2 separate regions of the Homo sapiens genome follow, and region 1 is linked to region 2. The links are chromatin contacts, found by Hi-C in ENCODE. All regions are on one chromosome and are shown on one strand. Each heading gives the region's core, a stretch centred on a gene start or an enhancer-like site at or near the end of the contact. The rest is flanking DNA. Distances are from core to core; before and after follow the strand shown.

Region 1 (4,236 bases), core at 62-2,561, 200 kb before region 2:
ATGGCAATTGGTCCCCACAACCCACAGGCATGCACACATGCAAGACACAGATTTGATCTCTCCTTAAACAAGTCATTGTTTAAGCCTTGGATAAAGACTAAGATTTTTCATATCACTGGTGAGGGCCCTGACCATCATTCTAGCCTCATTCCCGGCCCTGTCTCTCCAATACATTGTGCTGCTGCAATGCCAGCTGATTTAGGTTCCCAAATACTTAATGCTGTGTTATCCACGAGCGTTTGTATGCACCATTTTCTTTTAATGGGAACAATTTCTTCTTCAACTTGTTATCTCCTGCATCCTTTCCTTCAAACCTCATTTGAAATATCAACTCATCCAGGAAGACTTGTCTGATGCTAACAGCTCATTTAGATGCCCTTGTCAGGGTGTTCACAGGGTAATCACTGGTTTGGTGGGTCTCTATGATGGGGTTATAAGCTATTGAAGAATAGAGAGCTGTGTTATTAATCTTCAATTCCCAGGACTTGCCATATACCTGATGTATAGCTGGATGTCACTAATTCAAGCAAGTTGAAAAAAGGGATGAGCCAGCAGAAATAAAAAGAAGGAGAGGAAAGACAGACAAAATGAAAAGCAATGACTGTTCTATAACTGCCGTATACCACTCTATGTCAAAAACTACTCTATACTTGTACTAATCTGCCTTTTAAAATGTTTTTAAACACTCTTACATATATTGCCCACACAGTACACTGGACATCTCCTTGAGCTTGATATGAGGAACCTGCAGTTTAAAGAGATTTTAAAGATTTACCTAAATGCAAACGGGGAGTTAAATACAGGATTGGAACTAGGCCTTATCACACCTCATTACAGCTTCCTTCTGACATGTTGCAGTGTTACAGTGTGCTGTGTGCTTCAGAGCAGACGTGCACCAGGAAGGGGAAGGGGTAGCAGGAAAGTGTGTCCCCAGGACATGTCTTCGGCCACAATACTTTCATCTAATAAATACAGAGGGAAAATATCTCTTCTTACTTTGAGTACATTTAACCTCAGAACAAAACTAGATGACCTGGCAAAATGAGTTGGGAGATCAATTTTCAGGAAAACAGGCAGAGATGTACAAGCCTTGGTGGTGGTAACCAGGATTCCATGTAGCATTTTCAAATAGAGCAGTACTGAGTGAGAGCTATCCTGAACTTGTGGAATTCCCTGTGGAATGCACAAGATGCAAAAATAGGCAATCAGAATAGGTTTAACTTTATCAGCAAAGAATGAGTTCAGGCATGGAACAAAAATCCGGGCCAGATCACTTGGCTGCTGTCACAGAGAGACCATGTAAACTCAGGTCATTGCTGAAAAGATGTGGTTTGAAGTCCTTCCAAGGTGCTGGCAGATTCTGAAGAGCCATATCCACAGAGATACCGATAGAGAGGACTGTGAGATCACCCAGTGCAGAGTGCAAGTATTTTCGATTATTCTTTGAGGATAAGGCCCAAACTCCCAGCTCCCTTTCACAGAGTACCTGAGCTCAGCAGCCCAGTGGACATGTGTTTCTCTCTGCAAGAAATACTTGGGAATAGGAATTCTCTTCTCCTTTAGGAACAGTGGATTTCTTCCCTTATATACTTGAAACAAAAAAACAAACAAACAAACAAACAAAAACCCTCTGCTTCCCACCCATTTTGGAGGAAAGACTCCAGTAGGATACTGGGTCACCTAACACAGAGGAAGCTATCCCAACCGGAAGAGCATTGTGCAATATGCACAAAGTCCTTCAATAGACATTGGATGTCAGCACAAGCCTTAATTGAAACCAAGTCCATGTTCACTCCCTAATGACCACAAGAAGGAAGGAACTCAGAGGGTTCCTCTGCTCACTAACTGCCTATGTGATATTGGCCACCTTGTTTCATTCCCCTGTGCCTCTAAAATCTCACCCTTCAACCCAGCATGACATCCTATAGCAATACAGTGCTGAGACTACAATGCTGTGAATAATTTTGAGGTATTTACCTACAGATCATTCAGAGAAGGAATGGAGGGAAGAAGTGAATACAGGCAGACGTGAAAAACAACCAGAAGCTCTCAAGGGGCCACAGATACGTCCTGGGAGGTTTCTTCTTATCAGAAAAAAAAAAAGAAAGTAGAATTTTTCTGCTATTGCTGTGTATGAGTGCATAAACATTTTGTTACCTGACCATAAACCTACCTTGAAATGTGATCAGTGTCAATTCCACCCAAGGATAGTGTCTCAATGGGCTGTTATATCCAATATTAACATGAATTTAGTATCTTTAGGGACACAGAATTATCGTTCATCAGAATATTAATTAGAAATGTTTGAACCATGTCATGGTTTACTCTTTTATTTTCTAATTGGAATTCATTCCAATAAATCCAAATTGTTTTATCCCTCCACATGGCCACAATACTCGAACAAGTCGGAACAATCCCCCACTTACTTGCTTGTTACCAAGGACCTAATGTTAAATATTGCAAGTGCAGAGTGCCCAGACACAATGCTGTTAGCTATTTAAAGGCTATGTGCTAGATACATCTTGCAAATAAGTGAATAAATAATATATTAATGCCTGGGCCCCTTTTTCACCGGATTTATAAGCACAAAAGTGATATGGAGAACTGACAGTAACTTTAATATATGTAAATATCTCAATTGGATAATCCAGGCACAAAAATACATTGTAGCTTGGTGCTTATTAAGTTTATGTTTTATGCATTTCCATTACAGGAGTTAATATGTTTCTTGGTTTCTATGTTCTCAGATCTCCTAAGATACCCGGTCTTTAAAGTATTATACAAAATATCAGGTATGCATTAATCTATAAAGTTAAAACGTTGTGTTTGTTTATACCAACCACCCCAAAGCAGAGTTCCTTCTCATAATGAGGTGTTTCCTAACAGTGTGATAGAATATTTTTAAATTGGCTTTGACAAGCACATTCTGAGGCTGATTTCTCACAAATGCATGCTGTCTATATCCACACACACTGTGGACCCCACCATGAGCTCTGGGTGGAATGCTCAAAATTTCCTCTCATTTGATCCCAATGACCAATGACCTAAGCTGTGGAAAATGTTCCTTAAGCTTGCTGAGGAGAGTTATTTTTGATTTCTTTGGTTGGCGTGCTCTATTTTCTCACTTAATGGAAAGGGATGAGAAATGAAGCATCTTTGTTTAGCTCTACAATGGACAATTTTCCAGCTACTTTAATGCATTCTGTTTAGAAAGAGAGTCCTGGAAATCATTTCTTCCTGAATTTATAACTTGCTCTGTGTTTTCAGAGTTTTTTATTCAATGCAGATTTAAAATTAAAATGCGTGAGCTCACTTCTTATTTTCCTAAGACAAATATAACGACTTCCATCTTGGTCACTGAATCCTTTATGCAGGCAATCAACCAGAGGTCAGGTTTATGATCATGTGGCAAGTATTTGACTAATGAAAAACATGGACACTTTCTAATCACTTAGGTTTGAAGAGCTTGTGCAATTGTCCCAAGACCTATCAGCTCTAATTTACCTGATTCTGTCTTTCTGCCTCTCTTCTTTGGTAAAGGATGATCTATTTTAGTTATTGCATCACATCTGGAAATTATAGAGGTAATAGTATTAGCATGACTCCTCTCTAAAGGGTTCCAGGTTGAGACGATGTCACTGCATACATTTGGGAGAGAAGGTACTAGGTAGTGGTGTTTTTGTGTAAAAACCTTACATTCTAAAGAATGGTTTATAATTACATTTTGAAAGACATTTCTGTGAATAGTTCATTTATCAATTCTCACCTTACTTCTGGCTCTGCCTCTGATGATCATTCAGTTTCCTCTCCTCTTCCTTTATACTGAGCCTCCCTTCTACACAGACCTGTCCCAGAAATCTTTAAGGAACTCAGATATTTAGATAGAGTCAGTAATATCTAATAGAAGAGTTCTTTTATCCAGAAATGCTATTTCCATTTATTTTATTGAGGCTACTCCTGCAACTGTCTCTGTGGCAAACAATTTCCTAGTCTGTGTGTGAACACGTCCAATAACAGCTGTTGCATGAAATGAAGAGTTGAATAAAGAAGAAGTGCTGAAACAAAGAAGATGGAAAGAATTGAATGGTGAATGTGCCAATAATGAAATGCATAAGCAATTCCACAGGTGAAGAGTGGTGGAGCAGAAATGGCGGTTTTGTTTTTGTGACTGTTTCTAATTTAATTGAATCAAAATAACATACAGGACATATTCCTTGCCTGAAGCTCACAATTTCA
Region 2 (4,649 bases), core at 427-2,926:
CTGACATATATCCTGACGATGTTGACAAAAGCCATAGGTCATGAGGGGCAAAATGACATAATTGTTGCTTATTTAAATTAGCTCATTTTTTAACTTTAACTTTTATTTTAAGTTCAGGGGCACATGTTCAGGTTTGTTATATAGATAAGCTTGTGCCATGGGGGTTTGTTGTACAGATTATTTTGTCACCCAGGTATTAAGCCTAGTAACCATTTGTTGTTTTTCCTGATCTTCTCCCTCCTCCCATCTTCCACCCTCTAGTAAGCCCCAGTGTGTGTTTTTCCCCTCTATGTGTCCATATGTTCTCATCATTTAGCTCCCACTTATAAGTGAGAACGTGCAGTGTTTTGTTTTTGGCTCCTGCATTAGTTTGCTAAGAATAATGGCTACCAGCTCCATCCATGTTCCTGGAAAGGATATGATCTCATTTTTTTTACGGCTGCATAGTATTCTATGGTGTATATGTACCACAAACTTAAGACATAGAGTAAAAGGAAGACAAGCCAACTTGAGGACTCAGGTCTTTGGGAACTAATTGTCGGTTTGCGTGGCACTGTCTCCGTTTACTTCAGTAGAGGATTTCTATGAAATATCATGAGCTTGGTTACCTCTTTTAGCATTTGGAAAATAATAAAGATGTATTATCACATTCTTTCATCCCCCTTTTAGTGGCCCAGAGCAAGATATCATGGAATTAAGGAATTCTATAAACTCATCTTCACAGTCTCTTTAGTGCAAAATAACATTGCCAGGACAAATGAGGATGCAAACAAGGAAGATTTAAAAGTGACAACACCTTTTGGTCAGAGAAGCCAGCATCTTAACAACCCAAGGCAGACAACAAGTGTTTAATGAAAGTTACAGAAATAGATGCAGGAAACAGACAGAGAGGGTGAGGAAGCAGCGCGGCGGAAAGTGGGATTTAGGACACAATGGGGAAGCCCTGGTGGAAGTTTCCAGCACATACACACCTGCTTAGGAGTCTGGGAGGCACTGGCGTGTGTCAGAGACAGGGGGAAGAAGCACATAAATAAGTGAAAATGAGAGCAGATTGGAAAAAGGCAGAGAGAGACTTTAACTCTACTACCCACTCAATTTGCCACAATTTCAGGAGTTCATGGTAATATCTAATACATAGAAATGTCAAAACGAAAGTAGAGATAGAAATAGAAATATGAAAAAAAGAAATAATATAAATTTTAAAAAATGAAACTGAAGATCCTATTTATTTTATTTTACTTTCTGGTGGCCAGAATTAAAACCAGGTGCAAAAATAACCAGTAGATTCTAGATCATGTTGGCATATTTTACACTCAGTGTATCATGTCGCCCCTATAATGTGAAAAACAGTTCAGGCAACAGGACACTGGAAAGGGGATCTAGAAGGTCATGAATCTCTATTTCTAAAGAACACTGCCCCAGGCAGCTTTACACCTCGCTCTGTGTTTTCTCCTCTTACAGTGAACTTAGCTGACCCTTGTCCTATCATGGAATATATATCTTTACTCGAATTATTTTAGAAAGTTTACAATAAGTTGAAATAATAACAATGATAGCCATGGAGGCTGCCAGGGCACCTAGTCAAAAACTACAATCATCTGGAGCTAGGAGGAGCCAAAGGGTGTGTTTGTTTTGGCTCAGGATCCAGCTGCAGGCTGCCTGAGTTTGCCAGCTACATTTCTGTCAACAGAGAGAAACTATTATAACAAAATCCATGTTGATCAGGAAGTGTGACCACAGTGAGGGACGCTGAGGAAGTGCTGTTTTTATAATGCATTCTGAAAATGTGTCCTGAGCCTGTTAGTGGCAATAGGAAAATTCCCCCTCTATCAATGCATTCACCTGCAAACCCCACAGGGGCAGAGACCGGGAAGATCTGCCTGTACAATAGGTTCTGCTGCGGGCTAAACTGATTATCCTCAGAGCTCTTTTAGAGTCTGGGTGTGGTTATCACTCCTTTTTTCCTACCTTCTTAGTTCTCTCTCTTATGTTTTAAGTCCTTTATTGCTGACTTACATTTCCCCTTTTCAATTCTCTCATTGGACTGTCCCTTGGTTTGAGGCTAGATGTGCAAAAATCCTTGTGTGTGAATATACTGATAAAGCTAAAGGAAGCGGGTCTCTCCCTGAGCCCTGTCAACCTTCCTCCTGCTTCTGGGACATTCCTTGACATCAGATTTTCCAGGCCCCTGGCCACCACAAATGCATGACCGCCTCACCTCCCACTTCCACTGCCACCCATGCCACTCTGGCCTGGGGAAGTCCCAGGGCAGGACCAAAAAGACGAGGTTGCCCTTGCTCTGGAGTTCATCCTGACATCAAAAGTCACGTCCACACAGGGTCAGCCTTGCTTTGACAACGTATACCCAGCACCATTTCAAATACTTTTCATGGGTTCTACTATCATCCTTCAACAACCCTGTGCTGTTGGTTATGTGATCTCTTTTACAGATGCAGAAACTGAAGCTCACAGTCTCTATACGACTTGCTCACATTTACATGGCCAATATTTGGCAGAGGTGGGATTTTGGTCTTTGAATCACATTCTGGCAGTGTAGGCATGTCTGTTCTTTAAAGCAGAGCTTCTCATACTTCATGATGCTCAGGAATCACCTAAGGACCTTGTTAAAATGCAGACTCTAATTCAATAGGCCTAAGTGAGGCCCCAGAATTTACATTTGTAACATGCTTCTAAGCAGTGGCCGTGTAGGCCTAGAGCCACACTTTGGATACCAAAGCTTTCAAGAAGCTTTACAAATTAAGCCCTAAGATGAGTAACCTGTGGGTGAGAAATGCTTATTAATTATTTGGGAAACTTTAGTATAAGTATATAGATGCAAAGACTACCGTGGGTTCTTTGGGAAAGTTTGTCACTCGCAGAAGTTTCACTGCGTGAGGCCACAGAAGGATGATATTTCTTTCTGGTTGTCTTGATACCAAAACTTGGTTCTGAGACAAAGACTGGAGCAGGGACCTAATAGTAGTTGTCTTACCAAAAAAAAACCCATCCTCATTAGCAGCCAATCCCTATTGCCTCCCTCCCCACAGCCTCTGCCAACCATTTATCTACTTTCTGTCTCTAGATTTGTCTATTCTGAACATTTCATACTAATGGAATCATACAATATGTATCCTTTTGTGCCTGGCTTCTTTTACTTTGCATAATGTATTCAAGGTTCATTCATGTTGTAGCATGTATCAGTACTTCATTCCTTTTCATCGCTGAGTAATATTTCATTGTATGAACATATTACATTTTGTTTATCTACTCAACAATCCTGCCACTCAAGAAGGATCGAAAAGAAAAGTTAAGAAATGTTGAAATAATGTGGATTGTTGTAATATTAAGTCAATAGACAGTTACCTACAAGAGGAAACAGAAACACTGGATTTGTTTGTTTGCAAAGAAGCAAGTGAACCTTAGCCATAAAGCATCCATTTAAAAGCGAGATATCTGGAGTCAGATTCCCTAGATTCAATTCACCAGTAATCAACTTGTTAAGTTGAAGAAACACTTAACTTTTCTTTGCTTCCGTTTTCTCATCTACAAATGGGGATGAAAACAGTACCATGTTTGCCTTGAGAATTATCATTAGAATTAATAAGGTAACATATTTAAAACACCTAAAACATACTAGTATTTTAACAACTTTAACAGGTCCCAAATGTGTCAAAGCACCAAAGGTCCAAATGGAAAAAAGAATCAATTGCACTCACTTTATTTTAACTGGATACTTTAACATCTGTCATTTTTATTATTATGAGATTTACTCACTTTGCTGTGAATGAATGCCTCATCCTGGTCAAAGAAAATTAGAATCAAAATGGCCGTTTCATACAAAGAGAGTCTGATTTAATGTTGAGTGGTGCTTTTGCTACTTCTAATTCACACACAAATAAACTAGAATTTCTCTCTTAGTTCAAGCAATAGGGGAACAAAGCAAAATCCTTCCTATACAAACAGAACCAGCTCATACTATAGTAAAAGCTAACAGCATCAAAAGCTACCAAGACTATACTGTACAGAAACCTTGCCTAAAATATTTTAGGTAGCATAATATTTTCATCTTATCTCTTTTCTTGTTCTCTCATCCTGACTCATCCCTCACTTCCTATATTTAGCAGAAGGTTAGGCCCTTTTAAGAGAAATACTATAAAGAACTCTCTGTGCATGTGGTAAGAATAAATGTCCAGAATCAAGAAAAGCCTAGGAAATGTGAACATTTATTTTCTTCATGGAAATACAAAATACCAAGTAGATGCAAAAACATCCATTTACTCAATTTTCTTCTTTTTTTTTTTTACTGGGGGAAAAAAAAAAACACTAAGAAAAATGTATGTGGTTTCTACAGAAAAATGTTTGCTATAAGGAAAATCTCTAAACTGAAAAAAGGCAAGATAAAAGCAATTTATTGTCATGCTGTCCAACATTACTATATGAGATTACTTCAGTGATGAAAGATGTTGTCATAATTCATGCAGCCAAGTAAGCCGAATCAAGTAAGCTGAATTCAAGTATGTTAGTTTTCCATTCCTTCTCTTTAAACAGAGTCTTGTCAGTCTTGAAGCCTCGAGGGATGTACAAAATGTAATTACCAAGGTTTATGATAAGGAGTGAACCAAACTAATAGAGACAAATGTTTAAATGCC

Evidence for each region. A loop is a pair of places that touch in the nucleus more often than their neighbours do. Pooled maps may share reads with other maps.
Region 1: a loop to region 2 is called in a map of cardiac septum, with 6 times the contacts of the local background. The contact joins two enhancer-like sites. A Hi-C loop is called at or near these places in 3 of 168 maps with a recorded cell type or tissue (Right ventricle myocardium inferior, cardiac septum and heart left ventricle) and 5 of 50 pooled maps.

The regions. Positions count from the first base shown.
Region 1 is chr6:22,665,551-22,669,786 of GRCh38, reverse strand. LINC03005 (long intergenic non-protein coding RNA 3005) reads left to right here. Exons shown (of 3, transcript NR_134614.1): 2 at 2,748-2,792. All of the region lies in intron 3 of LOC102724736 (a long non-coding RNA gene), which reads right to left. Among named protein-coding and RNA genes, the nearest start is that of LINC03005, 50 kb to the left of the region's middle. Within about 2 kb of position 1,311, at least 2 of the 41 ENCODE cell types and tissues checked have a DNase peak (open chromatin) inside an H3K27ac peak, as active enhancers do.
Region 2 is chr6:22,468,243-22,472,891 of GRCh38, reverse strand. The region is part of intron 4 of LOC105374971 (a long non-coding RNA gene); the gene reads right to left. Among named protein-coding and RNA genes, the nearest start is that of HDGFL1, 99 kb to the left of the region's middle. Within about 2 kb of position 1,676, at least 10 of the 41 ENCODE cell types and tissues checked have a DNase peak (open chromatin) inside an H3K27ac peak, as active enhancers do.